2 separate regions of the Homo sapiens genome follow, and region 1 is linked to region 2. A link is an interaction called in ENCODE POLR2A ChIA-PET data of the cell type or tissue named here. Cell type or tissue: PC-9. All regions are shown on one strand. Links, peaks and the distances in the headings refer to the core of each region. The heading gives the core; the rest is flanking DNA. Region 1 overlaps CYP4F3 (cytochrome P450 family 4 subfamily F member 3). Region 2 overlaps AKAP8 (A-kinase anchoring protein 8).

Region 1 (8,322 bases), core at 1-8,000, 290 kb before region 2:
TGCCTATGCATGTAAGGAATGGTCACTGTGCACACGTGCTGACAGCTTCATGTCCAGTTTAGCAAAAGTTTGGAGACAAGCCAAATATACATTAATGGGAAAATGTTTAGATAAACAGCCACACAATGGAATACTATACAGTTACACAAAAGAAGGAAATAGGGATCACTAGTCTCACCACATACTGCAGGCTAGAAGGTAAATCAGTACAGACACTCTGGAAGGCAAATTGGAAATATTGACTATAATTGAAAATGTTTAATGTCCTCTTCAACATAGAAATGAGCTGAATAAAATATGGAATAAAATATACAGCACTCAGAAAAAGATAGCATTAAGGCACCCTGTTGAGTGAAAAAAAGTGACAAATATATACATATGTACATGTAAAACAGCAAGAAGCATATGGATATATATTTATAAAAATGAATGATTCATAGATGGTGGAGAGATAGATCATGGATGGATGGATGATAGATAGATAGATAGATAGATAGATAGATAGATAGATAAATAGATGATATAGATAGATACATAGATAATAGGTAGATAAATAAGTAGAGAGATAGATAATAGATGATGGAGACATAGTTACATAGATGATAGATACAGAGATACATAGATGATAGATAGATAGACAGATAATAGAGATAGATGATAGATACATTGATAGATGATAGATAGATCAATGATAGATACATTGATAGATGATAGAAATAGATAGATAGATAGATAGATAGATAGATAGATAGATAGATAGATAGATAGATAAACAAATCTATGGCTCTAGAAACACCTTTGGAGAATGAGAAAGGATTAGGTCAGGTGGCAGGATTGTCAAGGAAAACCCTAGTCTTATCTGTAATGTCTCATTTGGTACAAGAAGAACTCTTTTTTATCATTCATTTTGTAATTTAATGTTGTTTTTCCATGTGGTGTATATATATATATATATACACAATGGAATCCCATTTAGCCTTTAAAAAAGAAAAAATTATCTCATTTGCCACAACATGGAAGAACCTGGAGGAACTCATGCTAAGTGAAGTAAGCCAGGTGCAGAAGAGACAAACACACATGATCTTACTTATCTTGGGACCTAAAATAGTTGAGCTCATAGAAATAGGAATAGAATGGTGGTTACCAGAGGCCAGGGGTGGGGGAGGGACAGAGAAGGGTGAAATGTTGGTCAAAGGGTAGAAGCTTCAGTTAGACAACAGGAATAAGTTTTTGAGATCTGCTGCCCAGCCTGGTGCCTTTAGTGAACAATGTATTGTATTAGTTGAAATTGCTAAGAAAGTAAACTTCAAATGTTCTCAACACAAAAATGATAAACACATGAAGTGATGGATTTGTTCATTACCTTGATTTAATAATTTCAGGTTGTATACATATATCACAACATCATACTGTGCCTCTAAACATATATAATTAAAACTTGTCAATTAAAGACAAAGAACAAATTTAAAAACAAACTCATTTTCCAAAATGTATATTTTGAGAAAAGCAAAAGATCTCAGAGATAATATGCAGACCCGTGTCTATTTTATGGACTTTCACTTACAAAGAAAAGCACAGTAAGTGTTCATATAAATAAAAGTCACAGTGTGAGTTCATATAAATGTGGGCATCGGGATAGCCATTTTCTAGAAGAATACACAGAGAACTGTTGACTGTAGTCACCGCTAAGGTGGAGCTTAATAAGGAACTTCATTTTTGTCATAAAGTCTTTCGACCATTTTTTTTAAACTACACGCATAATTTTGCTTGAAATCTTGGTTTTATACTCCGGGACATGGGTCTGGGCAAAGACTTTCTATGTAAGACCTCAAAAGCAGAGCCAATAGAGAAATGAGATTATATCAAGCAAAAAAGCTTCTGCACAGCAAAGGAAACAATCAACAAAGCGAAGAATCAACCCACAGAATGGCAGAAAATACTCACAAACTACTCATCTGACAAGCGATTAATAACCAGAATACATAAGCAGCTCAAACAACTCAATAGGAAAAGTAACCAAATATCTGATTTTAAAATGGGCAAAAGATCTGAATAGACATTTCTTAAAATAAAACATACAAATGGCCAATAGGTAGATGGAAAAATGCTCAATGTCACTAACAGTCAGAGAAATGCAAATCAAAACCACAATGAGATATCATCTCATCCCAGTTAAAATGGCTTTTATCAAAAAGACAGGCAATGATAGATGCTGGTGAGGATATGGAGAAAGGGGAACTCACACACACTGTTGGTGGGAATATAAATTAGTGCAGCCACTGCAGAGAACAGCACAGAGGTTCCTCAAGAAACTAAAACTAGAACTGCCATATAACCCAGAAATTCCACTACTGAAAAGAAAGAGAAGAAATTTCTATCCCAAAGAAAGAAAATAAATATATGGAAGAGACATCTGTACTTCTGTATTTATTGCAGCACTATTCACAACAACGAAAATATGGAATCAACTTAAGTGTCTATCAATAGATGAATGTATAAAGAAAATGTAGTGTGTATACACAATGGAATACTATTCAGCCATTTAAAAGACTGAAATTTTGTCATTTGTGGCAACATGGATGGAACTGGAGGTCATTGTGGTAAGTAAATAAGCCAAAAACAGAAAGACAAATATCGCATGTTCTCACTCACGTGTGGGAGCTGAAAAAGTGGATCTCATGAAAAAAGAAGATAGATTGGCAGAGGGGAGGGAAGGATAAGGAGAAGTTGATTAATGGGTACGAATTTGAGTTTTGATAGGAGAAATAAAACCTAGCACTTGATAGATCAGTAGGTTCACTGTAGTTTACAATATGTACTGTACATTAGAAAGTAGTTTGCTTATGTTAGTTATGTTTCTAGCATAAAGAAAAGACAAATATTTCAGGCAATGGATATCCCAAGTACACTGATTTGATCTTTATCAATTATATGAATGTATTAGATTATCACATGTATTTCAAAACTATGTGCATCTATTATGCATCAATAAAAATGTGTTTTAAAAAATAAAATTGCAAAAATATTCTTTATTTTAGAAGCATAAAAATGTTTCTTCCCTTCCCAGGACTGCTGTGCTGGGCAAAGGCATGGACGGGAGGACACTGAGTCCAAGACACCCGTCCACTCCAATGCTTCCTCTCCTTCCTCCAGCCCCTGGCCTGGCTTGAGCCTCAGAATGTCCCCACTGCGCTCTCATTCTATAGCTGGTCCTCTCCAGTACACCCTCCACACTAGCCCTAGAAAGATCTTCCTGGTACCCAGATGTGACTTGTCCCTCCCTGTTCAAACACTTCTCATGGCTCCCTATTGCCCTTGGGCTAAAACTGAAGCCATTAACATTTTCCCCAAGGCTTCCACAGCCAGCCCCTGCTACCATCTCCAGTTTTATCATCTCACCACAAGTCAGTCTCTCCCTCTTTCTCCCCTTCTCCTCCTTTCTGTCCTGACCCTGCTCTCTCTCTCTCTCTCTCTCTCTCTCTCTCTCTCTCTCTCTCTCTCTCTCCTCTCTCTCTTCCTCCCCCGAAGACCCCAGGTGGTCTTCTTGACCTACAGCACTGCTCCCCAACTGTACCCAATTATCTACTGATCATTATTCAGGCTTTCAACTGAGACACTTTCTATACCCCCCTAGTCCTGCTTCCCTTACTGTAAACCCCATCCCTGCCCACGTGGGCTGGGACTGTCCTGCCCAGGGACAGTTCCCCCACCAGGCTGGGAGCACCTGGAAAATAGATCCCTGGTTGGGTCCTTCCCAGGTCTCCAGAGCACAGAAAGATGCTGTGCACAGATGTGGGGGTTGGAATGCAGTATGAGAGTATTTGCTGAACGAGGACTGGATGGATGAATGATGCAGGTGTTCTGGACAAGAATGGATGAATTTTACCCCCAGGTCTCCCTTATAAATCCCTGGACTGGATGGAAGGGTAGGAATTAGGGAACAGAAGAGCAAACATTCAACAAGTGAAGACATTCAAAAAAATATTTCTTGGAGAAAAGGAAGAGAGTGGAGGGGAAGTTCATTTGCTGAACACATGCTAAGTGGCGTTATCTGTCCTCACATATCATCAACAATTCTCTCAGAAGCCCAGGTCTTTCTGTCCTAAGGGCCTATAACCTTTGCCCAGACAGTCAGGATGGGTACTAAGTCCTGCCTGTGGTCCTCTGCTCCTATTCCCACTAAGCAATAGTGGCAGAATCAACAAAAACAACCCCTTCTCCCCTCCCTACCTGGGGAACAGAGCCAATGAGACAGGCTCAGGAACAGGGCACCAGCACCTGCACTCACCATTCAATCTCTTTAGGCTCACGGTCCTTCAGAAGCTCTTGCACCTCCTGCCGACAGCGCTCCTGGTATTCCGGGTGCTTTGCAAGGTGGTACAGGACCCAGGAGAGACCACTGGCTGTGGTGTCATGGCCTGGGGGGCAGCAAGGCAGGCTTGGGTCTCTGGGCTGCTTCAGCACCCGAGGGTGTACAGCAACCTTGCATTGAGGACCTCAGGGAGGATGGGGGAAGGGGGATGGGAAGTGCGAGGGGTCCACCCACCCTGTTCCTGGAATGGAGATATCCAAGTCCCCACTCTAGCCCCACACTGGGGCCCTCACCCTCAAACATAAAGGTGTCAGCTTCTGCTCTTATGTCCTCATCGGACAACTTCTTCCCATCTTCATCCTGGAGAGAAGGCAATAACCCCCCACCCCCACCCCCATAAAAAGTCACAGTACCTCTGAGGGCTCTTGAGTCTAATCTGAGACAGTCTCTGAAGATTCATCCTCTTTCGAGAAACCCAAGCCCATCTTGCTCTCCTAGACCCTTCTTGGTCACCATGGCCAGAGCCCCAACCCCATGGGCTTCCTCCCTGGCTTCCTTGCCTTTTCTTTGGTCCCTAATGGGAAGACTCAATGACCCATGAATGCTTTCATGTTTCTGCTTGATGAAAACTTTCTGAGAAAAAAATCACTGGCAACCTGGGTTACAGGATAATTAAATGGCAATTTGTCTTGGAAATTAGAGATTAAGTATTGCTTCAAAGATATTTGCCCACATTCTACAGTGGTAAATGAATCTTATCTCCCTGGAGACATTTGAGTTGTAAGTCTATGGAATATGGCATCCAGAACAAAGCACATAATCTCTCACAAAGCTGGTGCCCTCTCTCTTTCTTCCTCTCTCTCTCTCTCTATAGAAAATGTGCTGAGACTCATAATATAGGGTGCCTTTCCTAGGGTACAAAGTCTGCTGCACGTACAGGGGAAAACATCGCATTGCCCTTGGAGGAATTTGACTTGGGAATGGAGAGTCAGTGCCACAATCCTACTCTGGCTGATAGTATTGCCGTAAGCAAGACATGAGCTGCTCTGATCCAGAGATTTAATGCCTCTGTCACAACAGACATACACATAGACAAAGACATAGACACACAGACATAGACACAGAAACACATGGAAAAAGTCATAGACTTAGACACAAACACAGACACACAAATACACATAAACATAGACATGGACATAGACACAGACACAAATACTCATAGACATAAACATGGACAGACAAAAACAGACACAGGCACAGGCAAATTCAAAGACAAAAATATGGCCGGGTGCAGTGGCTCACACCTGTAATCCCAGCACTTTGGGAGGCTGAGACAGGCAGATCACGAGCTCAGGAGTTTGAGACTAAAAATAGTGAAGCTCCGTCTGTACTAAAAATACAAAAAATTAGCCAGGTGCCTCTAATCCCAGCTAGTTGGGAGGCTGAGGCAGGAGAATCATTTGAACCCAGGAGGCGGAGGTTGCAGTAAGCCGAGATCGCACCACTGCACTCCAGCCTGGGTGACACAGCGAGACTCCATCTCAAAAAAAAAAAAAGACAAAGATATAGATATAGCATTGACATAGACATAATCATAGACACAGACAAAAAAACATGGACATAGACATACACTGAGACAAAGACACAAACACAGAGAAAAGAAAAAGACATAGACACAGACACATAGACATAGACAAGAACGAAAATATAGATATAGAAAAAGACATAAACACAGACATAGAAAAGACATGACAAGGTGGGGCACAGTGGCTCACGCCTGTAATCCCAGTACTTTGGGAGGCCAAGGTGGATGGATCATGAAGTCAGGAGTTCAAGACCAGCCTGGCCAACATGGTGAAACCTCGTCTCTACTAAAAATGCAAAAGTTAGCCAGGCATGGTGGCGTGCCCCTGTAGTCCTAGCTACTCGGGAGGCTGAGGTAGGAGAATCACTTGAACCCGGGAGGCAGGGGTTACCAGTGAGCCAAAATCATGCCATTGCACTGCAGCCTGGGTGATAGAGCGAGACTCCGTCAAAAAAAGGAAAGAGAGAGAGAGAAAAAGAAAGAAAGAAAGAAAGAAAGAAAGAAAGAAAGAAAGAAAGAAAGAAAGAAAGAAAGAGAAGAGAGAGAAAGAAAGAAAGAAAGAAAGAACGAAAGAAAAAGAAAGAAAGAAAGATGGAAGGAAGGAAAAGAAAGAAAGAAAGAAAGAAAGAAAGAAAGAAAGAAAGAAAGAAAGAAAGAAAGAAAGAAAGAAAGAAAGAAAGAAAAAGAAGGCAGGGAGGGAGGGAGAGCACAAAGGCATAAACATAAACAAAGATGAAGACACAGATGCAGACAAAGACATACAGATATGGCCAATGAAAAAGACAAAGACATAGACATAGTCATAGTCATAGAGAGAGACACAAACTCAGAGACAAAGATACAGAAAGACATAGGCAAAAACATAAACATAGACCCAGACATAGGTATAGATGTAGATATATAGATTAAAAGGTGGCCAATTAGCTTATTAACTTATAAATAGAGTAAATCTCAGACTCATCACAATTTCATTTAGCAGTCCCCTGGTAGGTGCTAGTCCACAGAGCTATCTCCAAAACCTATCTCTGACCTGTCCCTCCCTTCCTCAATCACCTTCCATGGCTCCCCAGTGCCCTCTGGGTCAAGTTCAAATTCTTTCATCTGACATTTCACATGAAGCTCCCTTCTACTTCTTGAATTCAGATCCCAGAGAGGCCCACCTTGCTCAGCAGGAGTACATCAATGAAGTCCAAAGTCTTGGATTTGGCCTTGGCTTGGAGGAAGTCATCAACACCCTGGCTAGGGAGGGTGCGGCGCCGCTCCTGGATGACGGCATCTGTGAAGTCGTGCACCAGGCGGCAGGCCCTGCGGAAACGCTGCCCATCAGGGGTGAGATAATACAGGAAGTCTATGTACAGGAGGATCTGCTGGTGTCTTTTTGTCACAAGGGCACTGAGCTCCAAGATGGCGGCAATATATTCACTGGGCTTCCTGCAGGATAAGGGCAGAAAGGGAGGCAACAATTTAATACACCTGAAGCCCCAGGATCACCTCCCACCAGCAGCTAGGAGCTACCTCCTATCAGTAAACGGGGTATCCAGGAACAGATGGCCCCTCAGATGCAGGATGGGGATCAGCATGAAATCGACTCTCCAGGCTCTCTTATCTCTCCCTGCATCCCATCTCTGTGAGATGCCTCCATGCAGCTAGGCACCCAGAGGATAGTTTGCACATTATGCTCCTATTCCCTCTCTCCCTCCCAGTATACAGTCTTGCCCCTTCTCCTTCCTGAAGCTGTCCACAAAGCTCAGACTTTATCCTCTTCCAACTGGTCCATGGTCCAGCTTCCACCCTAGCTTCTTTGCATCAGTGTTAACTCCATTTAGTGCTACATTACAGTCAGTCCCTGAGAGAGACCCACTTTGACCACACCCACCAGTTCAAACCCTTTTAATGAGTCCCTGGAAACCTCAAGATAAAATTCATACCAGTCCTTCAACGATCAGGTATAACAACTCCTCCAAGAAGGTTTGTCTGATTTCCCTGCTCAGTCCTCCCCAGCCCCCCACCTACCAACTTTGTGTCCACGGCCCAGGATCCCAGACCCTGGGCAAGAACTTACTCCTGGCAATGGCTGTCAAAGCTGAAGACACATTTCTGCAGACTGTCCAAGGTCATGAGGCTGATGTGCTCAAACATGTCCAGACGGGCACTACCCTCTGAGGCCAGGAGCTGCCACTTGGCCTAGCCAGAGAAGGGGACAGAGCTGGGGCAGGTCCCTTGCTCCCTTGAGCAGCTCTCCAACCCCAACAATCAATATGCACGCCCCAGAATAAGCCTCTTCATCTTCTCCCCAGGGACCCTTTACCCGGGAGCACCAGGTTATGGTGCAAGCAAAAGCTGTTACTATTAAGAGATGAAGACCCAAGATTGGGAGTCAGGAGACCTAGGTTCAAGTTCCAGCTCTGTCCTCTGTGCTCTGTGT
Region 2 (8,670 bases), core at 294-8,293:
CGGAGGGGCTCCTCACTTCTCAGACGGGGCGGTTGCCAGGCAGAGGGTCTCCTCACTTCTCAGACAGGGCGGCCAGGCAGAGACGCTCCTCACATCCCGGACGGGGCGGCAGGGCAGAGGTGCTCCCCACATCTCAGACAATGGGCGGCTGGGCAGAGACGCTCCTCACTTCCCAGATGTGATGGCGGCCGGGAAGAGGCGCTCCTCACTTCCTAGATGGGATGGCGGCCGGGCAGAGACGCTCCTCACTTTCCAGACTGGGCAGCCAGGCAGAGGGGCTCCTCACATCCCAGACGATGGGCGGCCAGGCGGAGACGCTCCTCACTTCCCAGACGGGGTGGCGGCCGGGCAGAGGCTGCAATCTCGGCACTTTGGGAGGCCAAGGCAGGCGGCTGGGAGGTGGAGGTTGTAGCGAGCCGAGATCACGCCACTGCACTCCAGCCTGGGCACCATTGAGCACTGAGTGAACGAGACTCCGTCTGCAATCCCGGCACCTCGGGAGGCCGAGGCTGGCGGATCACTCGCGGTTAGGAGCTGGAGACCAGCCCGGCCAACACAGCGAAACCCCGTCTCCACCAAAAAAATACGAAAACCAGTCAGGCGTGGCGGCGCGCGCCTGCAATCGCAGGCAGTAGGCAGGCTGAGGCAGGAGAATCAGGCAGGGAGGTTGCAGTGAGCCGAGATGGCAGCAGTACCGTCCAGCTTCGGCTCGGCATCAGAGGGAGACCGTGGGGAGAGGGAGAGGGGGAGGGGGAGAGCTGAAAATCCTGTTTCTATTTCAGCTCTCCTCAGAGGTGAGCTGATGCCCCCTGCTTCACTCGCTGATGCTCCCTGCTTCACTCCCCTCCTTGTTTTCCTTCTACAGAATTCAGTTTGCCTGTTCTGTATGCAAGTTCCGTAGCTTTGATGACGAAGAGATCCAGAAGCATCTGCAAAGCAAATTTCACAAAGAGACCCTGCGGTTCATAAGCACCAAGCTGCCCGACAAGACCGTGGAGTTCCTCCAGGTAAAGGAAACCTGGGCCCCGTCACCGCGTCTCTTGCCCATCCCGCAGGTGCCGGATCCCTTGAAGGAGGAAGGGAAATCAGAGGCTATACTTGGCCAAGGTTTCCTTTCCCAGATAGAGTAGCTGTGTAAGTCCCTGAGTCACAGGGACAACCGGGAGCTCCAGCCATCGTGCTGTGCTGCCCCACGCAGCTGCTCTGATAGCTGCCTGCCTAGCCCTGGCAGTTGAGAAATGCCCACATGCGCCCACCTCTCATTTTACTTTATGCCCTCTCCAATCCCACCTAGGAATACATTGTAAACAGAAATAAGAAAATTGAGAAGCGGCGTCAGGAATTGATGGAGAAAGAAACCGCAAAACCAAAACCAGATCCTTTCAAAGGTGAGTTGTCATCCCAGGATGAGTGCTTTCCTGGATGGTAGTAAGGCATGTGACAGGACCCGTAAAACGTGGCACGAGGCCGGGCACGGTGGCTCACACCTGTAATCCCAGCACTTTGGGAGGCTGAGGCAGGCGGATCATGAGGTCAGGAGATCAAGGCCATCCTGTCTGACACGGTGAAACCCCGTCTCTACTAAAAAAATACAAAAAATTAGCCGGGCGTGGTGGCGGGCACCTGTAGTCCCAGCTACTTGGGAGGCTGAGGCAGGAGAATGGTGTCAACCTGGGAGTCAGAGCTTGCAGTGAGCCAAGATTGCACCACTGCACTCCAGCCTAGGCGACAGAGCAAGACTCTGTCTCAAAAAAAAAAAAAAAAAAAGTGGCATGAAGCCAGCCCAAGTTGGCTGAGAAGGTGATGACGAGACCCGTGGGAAGAGCGCTCAGCAGCAATGGAAAGAAACCTTCGGATGTGGCCTTGCATAGATTGCAGCTTATATCAGTGACATTAAGCACTTTCATATCTTTTCCTCCTTGGTTTGAAAAGAAACAACCAGGAGGAACAGAAAAGCTGAAAAGTGCAGAATTCACAGCTATAGAGGCCGATGTGCTGACCCATACTCCCCATAGAAAGGCAGGCTGTGCCCTTCTGATTCCTTAGAGTTGCAGGGAGAAAACGTGGGCCCAGATGGGGAGTAGGAGGAAAGCATCACTTGCTGTCCCAGATCCTACAAGACATGCGTTTCCTGGCAGGGATTGGCCAGGAGCACTTCTTCAAGAAGATCGAGGCTGCTCACTGCCTGGCCTGCGACATGCTAATTCCTGCACAGCCGCAGCTCCTCCAGCGGCACCTGCACTCCGTGGACCACAATCACAACCGCAGGGTGAGTCTTCCTCCCCACACTGCCTGGGGTGCTCATTGCAGGGCTGCGGCTCAGAGCCTGCTGTGTCTTATGGGGAATAACAACATCTTTAGGGGTTCTTGCTATGTTTCAAGTCTATCACTTCCATCGATGGGTCGTAAGATTCGTCTCAATTTTTATAAAAATGTGAGAAAATGTGTTGCTTAGACTCGATTAAATGCAGTAGCTGAGATTCTCCTGATAGTGTTTCCACGTTGGTCAGTTTTCCCACTAGCGGAAGGCCTGGGGGCTTCCATAAGCTGAGACCGAAGGGCCATTGAAAGCTGAGTGGCCCAGGGGACTTGGACTAAAGGACTGGTTCTGTCCTTACCTAGCTGCTGGGGCTTCAGGCTAAATGTTGAGCCCAGGGGTCAAGTGTTGAAGATGCTGGAAAAATACCTTATTTTGTAAAGAGTCAGATCATGAGTATTTTTAGCATTGCAGACCATAGAGGCCCTATCCAGCAACAGCTCTACCTGCTGTCAGTGCAGAAAAGCAGACAGTGAAGAGTGCCTGTGGCTGCGTTTGCTCTGCAGCCTGTCACTTTCTGGCCCTGGGTTAGCAGCTCTCTCCTTAGTTTACTCAGCTATTAAATGGGGAGGTCAAGAGCTGCTCACCCATCTCACAGTACTGTGTTTTGGTTTTGGTTTTGGTTTTGGTTTTTTGGTTTACGTTTTTGTTTTTTTGTTTTTTTTTTACGGAGTTTCACTCTTGTTGCCCAGGCTGGAGTGCAGTGGCACGATCTCAGTTCACTGCAACTTCTGCCTCCCAGGTTCAAGCAATTCTCCAGCCTCAGCCTCCTAAGTAGCTGGGATTACAGGCGCCCACCACAATGCCCGGCTAATTTTTTGTATTTTTAATAGAGACGGGGTTTCACCATGTTGGCCAGGCTGGTCTTGAACTCCTGACCTCAGGTGATCCACCCGCCTCAGCCTCCCAGAGTGCTGGGATTACAGGTGTGAGCCACTGCACCCAGCCCCAGTACTGTTAAAGATCAGCTGAAAAGCAGTATACAAACAAGGGACCATTGTGCAAACAAGTCAGGCTCTAAAACAGAGACTTGGTGCAGTCATGGTTGTGTGTTTGTTTTTTGTTTTTGTTTTTGTTTTTAATTTTATTTTTTGAGACAGAGTCTCACTCCATTGCCCAGGCTGGAATGCAGTGGTACAATCTCAGCTGATTGCAACCTCCATCTCCCAAATTCTCATGCCTCAGTCTCCTGAGTAGCTGGGATTACGGGTGTGCACCACCACACCCAGCTAATTTTTATATTTTGTAGACAGGGTTTCACCATGATGGCCAGGCTTGTCTCGAACTCCTGGCCTCAAGTGATCCACATGCCTCAGCCTCCCAACGTGCTAGGATTACAGGCATGAGCTGCCACACCCAGCATATTCATACTTTTGTTGTTGAACTTATGAAATCAATGTAACCCCAAAAACTGAAAAGAAAGAGCTTGTCCTTTTCCTCCACTGAGTCCACACAGCCTTTCATTTGTAAATGCTCTTGTTTCACCCCCAATTCTGCATGTGCTACATGGGTATCAGTGGTGCATCTTTGCATTTATCTCTTAAGATTGCCTAGCTTTTCCAGTTTGTTAGTCTTGGTTGCACAGTCTCTGGAGCCTTCTATTCTTGGAGGCTGGCGTTTTGAGATTCGCTTCTCTGCATAGGGCTGATCTCAGGATGACTCGGCAGAGCCTGGCTGGTTTATTCTCTTCCTTAATCTTTGCCATTTTTAAGAGCTCACATTTGGTTCCCTTTGCAGTTGGCTGCTGAACAGTTCAAGAAAACCAGTCTCCATGTGGCTAAGAGTGTTTTGAACAACAGACATATAGTGAAGATGCTGGAAAAATACCTCAAGGTTTGTGCTTGCAAGTACCACAGACAGGAAAAGCTTTCAAAAGGGAAGATGAACCCCAGGAGCAGGGAGTTGAATCCAGAGTGCAGCATTTAGCATTTCTGAGTCTTTTGACAGTTGAGGGACACTGGAATGCATCAAGCTCAGGAACATGACAACTGGGATTTCTAATGAGTCAGTGCTTGCCTGGGGACTCTGGGGATGTGGCGCTGCTTGATTAATCAGTGCGTAATGGATTTTTACCATGAAAAATCCTGATTGTTTAGCCTTAAAATTCTGAGCAAATGATGGTTAGGTGATTTTTTAAGAAAAACCCAAGGCTAGCCCTACTCGGGAAGCTGGGATGGGAGGATTGCTTGAGCCCAGGAATTTGAGGCTACAGTGAGTGATGGTGTTACCACTGCACTTCAGCCTGGGTAACATAGCAAGACTGGTCTTGAAAATAAAGGAAAGCGGGGAACCGGGAATTATGGCTCATGCCTGTAATGCCAATAGTTTGGGAGGCTGAGGCAGGAGGATCCCTGAGCTCAGGAGTTAGAGGAGTTAACGATTGCGCCACTACACTCCAGCCCAGGTGACAGAGTGAGACCCCATTTCAAAAAAAAAAAAAGAATCCAAGGTACATGAGAATTTTCCAGGAGAGAAGCTAAAAAGAGATTTCATTGATAGAGCCAACTGACAGTGAGGTTGAAGGTGAGGGGTAGTGAAGAACCAGAGCCTTCATGATGGGAGCAGCATATCGAAGTCCCAAAGTGGGTGCTCATGGAGAGAAGGCTGGTTGGAAGAGCTCCCAGTTCTTCCTTGTGAAACCCATTTTGCTCAGTGTTCATCCCAGGACTTTAGCATTTGGGGCAGGTGGCTAAGTCCCAGCCCACAACCTGACTTCAGGACCTTTGCCCTCCTCTCAGTTACTAAACACTTCCATATTTGACAGTTCCATCTATTAAAGGCACAGAATCTAAATAACCAATTGAAGAAACATGACTGGGCCGGGCGTGGTGGCTCACACCTGTAATCCCAGTACTTTGGGAGGCTGGGGTGGGCGGATCACTTTGAGTTCAGGAGTTCAAGACCAGCCCGGACAACATGGTGAAACCCTGTCTGTACAAAAAATACATAAATTAGCCAGGCGTGGTGGCATGCGCCTGTGGTCCCAGCTACTCAGGAGGCGGAGGTTGCAGTGAGCCAAGATCGTGCCACTGCACTCCAGCCTGGATGGCAGAGTGAGACCTTGTCTCAAAAAAAAAAAAAAAAAAAAAAAGAGGGAGGAAACATGACTGATGTATATTTTACCTTTGCAGCTTAAGCAAGGTAAAAGTTTCCAGAGTCAAGTGTGAGCTCAGGCTTCTAAGCGTCTTTTTTTTTGAGTCAGGGTCTTGTTCTCTTGGTACCCAGCCAAGAGATTCCTGCAGAGATTCTCTGCAGCCTCGAATTCCTGAGCTCAAGAGATCCTCCCCACTCAGCCTGCCAGGTAGCTGGGACTGCAATAGTACACCACCACACCTGGCTAATTTTTTTTTTTTTTTTTTTTTTTTTTTTTTGAGATGGAGTCTTGCTCTGTCACCCAGGCTGGAGTGCAGTGGTGCGATCCCGGCTCACTGCAAGCTCTGTGTCCTGGGTTCATGCCGTTCTCCTGCCTCAGCCTCCTGAGTACCTGGGACTACAGGCGCCCACCACCATGCCTGGCTAATGTTTTGCAGGGGGATGGGGTGGCCGGGCGTGGTGGCTCACGCCTGTAATCCCAGCACTTTGGGAGGCCGAGGCGGGTGCATCACGAGGTCAGGAGTTCAAGACCAGCCTGGCCAAGATGGTGAAACCCCATCTCTACTAAAAATAAAAAAAAAATTAGCCAGGCGTGGTGGCGGGCACCTGTAATCCCAGCTACTTGGGAGGCTGAGGCAGTGAATTGCTTGAATCCGGGAGGTGCAGGTTGCAGTGAGCCAAGATCGCGCCATTGCACTCCAGCCTTGGCGACAGACCAAGACTCCGTCTCAAAAAAAGAAAAGAGAGATGGGGTTTCACTGTGTTAGCCAGGATGGTCTCCATCTCCTGACCTTGTGATCTGCCTGCTTCCGCCTCCCAAAGTGTTGGAATTACAGACGTGAGCCACTGCACCCGGCCACATGCTGGCTAATTTTTTAAGACAGTCTTGCTCTGTTGCCCATGCTGGTCTGGCCTCAAGTGATCCTCCCGCCTTGACCTCCCAAATTGCTGGGGTTACAGGCGTGAGCACCTTGCCCTAAGCATCATATTTTAAAACATGTTTCCTAATCTGGTAATGATAACTTTTAGTTTGCTTGTTTTAGACTACAGATAGTTTTCTATCATATACTTAGGAGAATTTTGACTTCTGAGGGAGTCAGACTTGGATTTGAATCTTGATTCGCCACGTTGCCCAGGCTGGTCTCGAACTCCTGAGCTCCGGCAGTCCTCCAGCCCCAGCCTCCCAAAGTGCTGGGATTACAGGCGTGAGCCACTGTACCTTAATGAAACTAAAATATTACGTAGTGTTAACTTCCTATTACATGCCCTTTATTTTATTTTATTTTATTTTTTTGAGATGGAGTCTGACTCTGTCGCCCAGGCTGCCAGGCTGGAGTTCAGTGGCGTGATCTCGACTTACTGCAAGCTCCGCCTCCCAGGTTCACGCCATTCTGCTGCCTCAGCCTCCCGAGTAGCTGGGACTACAGGCGCTCGCCACCATGCCCGGCTAATTTTTTTTTTTGTATTTTTAGTAGAGATGGGGTTTCACTGTGTTAGCCAGGATGGTGTCCATCTCCTGACCTCGTGATCCACCCATCTTGGCCTCCCAAAGTGCTGGGATTACAGGTGTGAGCCATCACGCCCGGCCTCATGCCCTTTTTTAAAAAACATCAAGTTAAGGCTGGGCTTGTGAACTTTTCCTCGCTGGTACATGCTTGATTAAAAATTGCAGGCCAGGCACGGTGGCTCGTGCCTGTAATCCCAGCATTTTGGGAGGCCAAGGCAGGCGGATCACCTGAGGTCTGGAGTTCCAGACCAGTCTGCCCAACATGGTGAAACCCCGTCTCCACTAAAAATACAAAATTAGCCGGGCGTGGTGGCTCCTGCCTGTAATCCCAGCTACTCAGGAGGCTGAGGCAGGAGAATCACTTGAAACCAGGAGGCAGAGGTTGTGGTGAGCTGAGATCGCGCCATTGCACTCCATCCTGGGCAACAAAGCAAAACTCCGTCTCAAAAAAAAAAAAATTGCAGAATGGGCCGGGCATGGTGGTTCACACCTGTAATCGCAGCGCTTTGGGAGGCTGAGGTGGGTGGAAACCCCATCTCTACTAAAAACACAGGAGGCGGAGGTTGCAGTGAGCCGAGATCGCACCACTGCAGTCCAGCCTGGGCAACAGCGAGACTCCATCTCAAAAAAAAAAAAAATTGCAGAATATCTCCCCGAGGTGTTTTCTGAATCTGTAGGCTCTGAGAACATGTAGGATTCACTCCTGTGGCATAATTTACAGAAGTGTTTCCCTTGTGGACTGCTGGTTCTGAAAAGCTGACATCCCCGCAATCATGGGCCTCCTGAGCTCTGCTTACACCACGCTGACCGGTGTTTCCTCTTTGGCCAGGGTGAGGACCCTTTCACCAGTGAAACTGTTGATCCAGAAATGGAAGGAGATGACAATTTAGGAGGTGAGGATAAGAAAGAGACACCTGAGGAGGTGGCCGCGGACGTCTTAGCAGAGGTGATTACAGCAGCAGTGAGGGCCGTAGATGGGGAAGGAGCGCCCGCTCCAGAGAGCAGCGGGGAGCCGGCTGAGGACGAAGGCCCCACGGACACAGCGGAGGCCGGTAGTGATCCTCAAGCCGAACAGCTGCTGGAAGAGCAGGTGCCCTGTGGAACGGCACATGAGAAGGGCGTCCCCAAGGCCAGAAGTGAGGCTGCAGAGGCTGGAAATGGCGCCGAGACAATGGCAGCAGAGGCAGAAAGTGCCCAAACCAGAGTTGCTCCTGCCCCAGCTGCCGCGGATGCTGAAGTGGAACAAACTGATGCAGAGTCTAAAGACGCTGTTCCCACAGAATGATGCTCATTTCCCTGTTCCAGGGAAGGCGTTGGGATGATGGATGCGTTGGTCTTTCTCCCTTGGTTTGTAAGCAGTACAAGGGCGTGTGCTCCCAGAATATGCTGTAATCTAATTTTGGTGAAGAGACCCAGCGTTTCCTCCTGAGCAGTGCCTCTCACGGCTTGTCTCATGCAGTCGTGTGGCTTCTTGCCCAGGTTTCAAAGCTGAAGTACATTGTCCTTAGCGGCTGTAACATGTCTCTTGACAGTAGTGCACTTGGAATAATAAAGGTTGGGTGATTATATCTTGATGATACATTACTTGTTCAATACAGCCACTGATGGAATGCTTCCTTTTTTATTTTTTTCCTTAATTTTTTTTTTTATTTGGTTGGGAACAGCTGAATACTAGGAATATATCTTGCTCTATAGAGGATTTTTTTTTGTATGTTTCAAGCTTCAGCCTTTAACCTATACCTTTGTAGTGCAC

The links. Peaks named below come from ENCODE experiments on the same cell type or tissue, not always from the same donor. Only the 100,000 strongest peaks of a DNase experiment are listed, where the experiment ranks them.
Region 1: POLR2A ChIA-PET joins it to region 2 with 12 read pairs; 2 of 35 experiments call an interaction of 5 or more read pairs at or near these places.

Annotation. Positions count from the first base shown.
Region 1 is chr19:15,648,919-15,657,240 of GRCh38, reverse strand. It overlaps CYP4F3 (cytochrome P450 family 4 subfamily F member 3), which reads right to left. Exons shown (of 13, transcript NM_000896.3): 6 at 7,960-8,081; 7 at 7,058-7,328; 8 at 4,606-4,672; 9 at 4,289-4,418. Among named protein-coding and RNA genes, the nearest start is that of CYP4F3, 12 kb to the right of the region's middle. In PC-9, for the core only: no CTCF peak of the experiment used is centred there; no DNase peak of the experiment used is centred there.
Region 2 is chr19:15,354,447-15,363,116 of GRCh38, reverse strand. AKAP8 (A-kinase anchoring protein 8) reads left to right here. Exons shown (of 14, transcript NM_005858.4): 10 at 866-1,007; 11 at 1,295-1,388; 12 at 2,139-2,269; 13 at 4,055-4,150; 14 at 7,747-8,670. The coding sequence ends at 8,202. It overlaps LOC124904643 (a long non-coding RNA gene), which reads right to left. Exons shown (of 4, transcript XR_007067146.1): 4 at 983-1,066. Among named protein-coding and RNA genes, the nearest start is that of AKAP8, 21 kb to the left of the region's middle. RefSeq lists an enhancer at 2,920-3,059. In PC-9, for the core only: no CTCF peak of the experiment used is centred there; no DNase peak of the experiment used is centred there; H3K27ac peaks cover 2,042 bases.